Linked DNA regions of Homo sapiens: region 1 is linked to region 2. Evidence: chromatin loops called from intact Hi-C (ENCODE). Cell type or tissue: endothelial cell of umbilical vein. All regions are shown on one strand.

Region 1 (2,500 bases), 140 kb after region 2:
CACTTGGCCTTTCACGCCCACTCGCCTTGGCAGCGCTTCCAGAGAACCCAGCGGCCCTGGTGGTGGTGCTGATGGCGGTGCTGCTGCTCCTGGCCTTGCTGACCGCAGCCCTCATCCTTTACCGGAGGCGCCAGAGCATCGAGCGCGGGGCCTTTGAGGGTGCCCGCTACAGCCGCAGCAGCTCCAGCCCCACCGAGGCCACTGAGAAGAACATCCTGGTGTCAGACATGGAAATGAATGAGCAACAAGAATAGAGCCAGGCGCGTGGGCAGGGCCAGGGCGGGAGGAGCTGGGGAGCTGGGGCCCTGGGTCAGTCTGGCCCCCCACCAGCTGCCTGTCCAGTTGGCCTATGGAAGGGTGCCCTTGGGAGTCGCTGTTGGGAGCCGGAGCTGGGCAGAGCCTGGGCTGGTGGGGTGCCACCCTCCCACAAGGGCTGGGCTGAGACCCAGCTGAGTGCAGCGTGGCGTTTCCCTTTCTGGGGGGGCCTGAGGTCTTGTCACCTGGTCCTGTGCCCCCACAGGAACCAGAGGTAGGATGGGAGGGGGAACGAGAGCCTCTTTCTCCCCAGAGCCCCCGGCCCAGGCCTGTTGATCCGCGCCCCAGGACCCCCTTCTTTGCAGAGCCCGAGGAGCCTCCCCTGTCCCCTCGGGCAGATCTGTTGTGTCTCTCTTCCCACCTGGCAGCCTCAGCTCTGTGCCCCTCACCCTGCTCCCTCTCGCCCCTTCTCTCCCACCCCTTCCTTCTGAGCCGGGCCCTGGGGATTGGGGAGCCCTCTTGTTCCTGATGAGGGTCAGCTGAGGGGGCTGAGCATCCATCACTCCTGTGCCTGCTGGGGTGGCTGTGGGGCGTGGCAGGAGGGGCCTAGGTGGGTTGGGCCTGAGAACCAGGGCACGGGTGTGGTGTCTGCTGGGCTGGAGATAAGACTGGGGAGAGACACCCCAACCTCCCAGGGTGGGAGCTGGGCCGGGCTGGGATGTCATCTCCTGCCGGGCGGGGGAGGGCTCTGCCCCTGGAAGAGTCCCCTGTGGGGACCAAAATAAGTTCCCTAACATCTCCAGCTCCTGGCTCTGGTTTGGAGCAAGGGGAAGGGTTGCCAGAGTCCTGGGGGCCCCAGAGGAGCAGGAGTCTGGGAGGGCCCAGAGTTCACCCTCTAGTGGATCCAGGAGGAGCAGCACCCGAGCCCTGGAGTGGCCCAGTACCCTTCCAAGAGGCCACAGTCCCAGCCAGGACAAAGTATGCGGCCCATCCTGGTGCGACAGCGTGGGACAATGTGAACATGGACTCGAAGACATGGCCCTTTCTCTGTAGTTGATTTTTTAAATGTGCCATTATTGTTTTTAAAAAAAAAGGAAAAAAGAAAAGCAAACAAATAAAACACCTTTAAGAGGCTTGAAAGAGAAGGTTCTGCCTTGTCCTGTGGTGAGCCTGCTTCTTCACGTCTGTCCCTTCGGAGATAACTGTTGTTTTGGAGCTTGCACCACAGGTGTTTTCTGCAGCTGGCCATTTTGCGTCTGTCTCTGGGCCTCTAGGGGACACTCTCACCCCCGATCTTTAGGAGCTCACCCCTCTGGGCCTGCGCCTCCCTCTCTCTGTTCCTGGGGGCTTGAATGTGGGTGAGAACTCAGGAGCCAGGCCATCTGCTGCTGAGCAGCCAGCCGTGCAAGCTTGGGCAACTTAGCACACCTCTCAACATGTGCACAGTGGGGAGAACCGGACCCACCTCCTAGGGTTGTTTTAAGGATATGTGAGGATCAAGGGAGCTCATCTGTGCAGAGCACTTAGAACAGTGCCTCTGGGCTCTGCAAGCGCTAGGCGTTACTGCCGTTTCTGGGCTGCGGCTCCAGGGGAGCACTTGATGTGTCCAGGCCGGCCCTGGGTGGGGGCTCCACATCACCGTCCTTCCAAGGCAGCCATCATACCTGCCCTCTAACAGCCTGAAAGTTCACATGTGTCCTTAGGGAGCCTGGGCTCTGAAACCACAGAAGGCAGAATGGACGGCAGGACCTTTACTCACCTGCTTGTTCATTCAGCCGGTATTTGAGCTGGAGATGCCAACAAAGGAAGGTTAACCAACGCCAATCGGGCGAGGCAGGGGGAAGCTGCTAATGTGGCCTGTGTGTCTGGGGAGGGTCTCACTAGAGGGAGTGAGATTGACTGCAGCCTGAAGGAGGTGGCGGAGTGAGCAATGCAAATATCTGGGCCAGGGCTAGGGGGGCATCCCTGGTGCTTTAGGGGACCAGCAGGGAGGCGAGGTGGGCTGAGGCTGAGATGAGTCAGGCAGGGCCAGATTGTCCAAGGCCCTGAAGGCAGTGGTAGAATGTAGCATTATTTTCAGGATAGTGGGAAGTCAATGGGAATGGCTAATCAGGCTGACCTTTTAACAAGATCATTCTGGCTAGGAGTTGAGAAATAGACAATGGATGGGAAACGGGGGAGTGAAAGCAGGAAGGCTGGTGCGGAAGCTCTTGTAATAATTCAGGCACAACAAGACGGTGGTTTG
Region 2 (2,500 bases):
ATTGGTAATGCACCTTTATTGTAGGCTCAGCAAAACAGTCCCTCATCTACGGGATCTGGCAACACAGAGCATTCCTGCAGCTCCCAAAAACAGATCTCCATCCAGCACAGACAGACCCAGGTAGGTTGGTGATCGATAATCAATTGAGGGGCATACCTGCTGTGTAGGAATAAGGGCTAACCTGTGTAGTCTGTCATTCTTCTCTGACTTCTCTGTATTTCTCTGACCACCTCATTATTTGTGTGTATTATATTCATAACTTGCATTATGGGTATTTAAAGTCCTTTGGAAGGTGCTTTAACTTTTTGAGGCTTTTCTTTACTCTTCCGGTGTATTGTAGCAGAAATGCTTATGCTAAAGCATGGTGTTAAGGAAACTGCACACCTTTTTTTTTTTTTTTTCCCTACAGTATTCCACAGAAGAAAAGTACCTACGCTTTGAAGGCCTCTAAGTTCAGATTCTGGCCTGGGCCTCAGTTTTTCTTAGTACAAATCATCTGTGAAAATATGGTTGATTCTCATGATCTCAGACAGTGTATACAAAATGTTTATTAGTAGTGTACTTGTAGTAGGCTTTCAATAAATGTTAATTCTCTAATTTATGAAAGTAGTTAATGTATTCCTTTTCCTGCTTACTTATTTATACCTGGCTAAACTTCTCTCAGATGTGAGATACCAACATGGTTTACTCCTTAAATTGTGTTCAGAAACTCTTTAATTTAGGTAGTGTTCTGAACATTTGAGGATTGTATCTGCAAAGGATGGTGGCTATAGCTTCCATTTTGTAGTTTTGAGTATACTGGGTTTTCTTGAAGGCTCTTTTGATACTATATATATTACCTTCAAGACAGGATCGTTGGCAATCTAGGAGAATTTCTTAAATCTCAAGAGGTATACAACTCCCTGGAGCACATTTGAATTTTATCTAAATCACCAGCTCTTGTACAGTTCAGTTAGATAGTTGAGCACTCAGGTAGCTTCTTCTCTTCCCTTCTGATTGCTCTCTGTTTCCACCAGATGGCGCATTTGTTCCTTAGAGAGTTGTGTGTCAAGTCTCCTGTGAGATCCTTTTCTATTCAAAGTTAGTTTCATTTCTGGAGTAACGTGTTTCTACATTGTTCAGTGCACAGTAGTGAGAATTCATACATTTGATTCCAGAATTAACATGTGTTTGAAGTGTAGGTGTAGTGGGACATAAGGAACCCAGCAGAGGACTTGAAGAATGAGATGAGACAAGCAGATTTCATTTCTTAAGCCATGTGATTCTAGGCCATTTGTGTGAGCAAGTGCTTTTTCCCACCCCCCCGAGAAAGGTAATGAGAAGAGTGTGATGACATATAACATGTTGAGACTAATCCTAAATTTGTTTTACCTTTGTCTCTGTAGTCCGACCTCACAATAGAAAAAATATCTGCACTAGAAAACAGTAAGAATTCTGACTTAGAGAAGAAGGAGGGAAGAATAGATGATTTATTAAGAGTAAGTATTAAAATGTAAGAGATTTTATAGCAAGCACCATTTGTTATATATATTTGGATTATGTACATATCATAGAAGTAATTACTATAGCCAAATAACAATGAAATAATAAACATTTGGGTATTTTTCTTTAATTGAGGGAATCTGAGTAGGAACCAGGTTCCTGCATTCTAAACACTACCTTTAAATTGGAAATCTTATACTGTAGTGTTTTAATGATTGAATTTATATTGGAGAAATAGATATGTGGAGTGTTATATTTCATCTAGAACTGTGGGAATAAGTATAAAGTGTTGTTTTCCCATTCCAGAGAAGTTATTTTAATATTGTTGAATTTTATAAGCTATTTCAAAGGACTTATTAGCCCATTTTGCTTTTTGTACCTTTTATAACCTACTCACCCAAACTTTTTTGTGCTTACAAAAGAAACCTTTAAAATGCTTCATCTGGAATTAAATAGATACCACTAGAAAATATCAATATATTTTGAATATGCAATTTGGCATGACTGACTCATAGTTTTTAAAGAGTAAAAAGGGCCGGACATGGTGGTTCACACCTGTAATCCCAGCACTTTGGGAGGCCAAGGCAGGTGGATCACTTGAGGTCAGGAGTTTGGGACCACCCTGGCCAACATGGTAAAAAGAAACCCTGTCTCTACTAAAAAAATATAAAACGTTATCCTGGTGTGGTGGCAAGCGGCTGTAGTCTAGCTACTTGGGAGGCTGAGACAGGAGAATTGATTGAGCCTGGGAGGCGGAGGTTGCAGTGAGCTGAGATTGCGCCACTGCATTCCAGCCTGGGCGACAGAGTGATACTTTGTCTCAAGAAAAAAATAAGAAAGTAAAAAGGACCGGGCATGGTGGCCCATACCTGCCACTTTGGGAGGCTGAGGCAGGAGGATTGCTTGAGATCAGGGGTTTGAGACCAGCATGCATGACACAGCAAGACCCCATTTCTATAAAAGAATACAAAATTTGCCAGGCATGGTGGTGTGTCTGTGGTCCCAGCTACTGGGAGCG

The links. Hi-C counts contacts between places; a loop is a spot of excess contacts. Peaks named below come from ENCODE experiments on the same cell type or tissue, not always from the same donor. Only the 100,000 strongest peaks of a DNase experiment are listed, where the experiment ranks them.
Region 1: it touches region 2 in a loop (10-fold over the local background); 2 of 110 quality-filtered maps call a loop at or near these places.

What each region holds. Positions count from the first base shown.
Region 1 is chr17:62,692,198-62,694,697 of GRCh38, forward strand. MRC2 (mannose receptor C-type 2) reads left to right here. Exons shown (of 30, transcript NM_006039.5): 30 at 34-1,400. The coding sequence ends at 254. Among named protein-coding and RNA genes, the nearest start is that of MARCHF10-AS1, 13 kb to the right of the region's middle. RefSeq lists enhancers at 1-404, 405-1,066. In endothelial cell of umbilical vein, a CTCF peak has its summit at 1,147 (motif pointing left); a DNase peak (open chromatin) is centred at 2,364; H3K27ac peaks cover 677 bases.
Region 2 is chr17:62,552,278-62,554,777 of GRCh38, forward strand. It overlaps TLK2 (tousled like kinase 2), which reads left to right. Exons shown (of 22, transcript NM_006852.6): 8 at 25-120; 9 at 1,386-1,478. Among named protein-coding and RNA genes, the nearest start is that of MRC2, 74 kb to the right of the region's middle. In endothelial cell of umbilical vein, a CTCF peak has its summit at 947; a DNase peak (open chromatin) is centred at 1,224.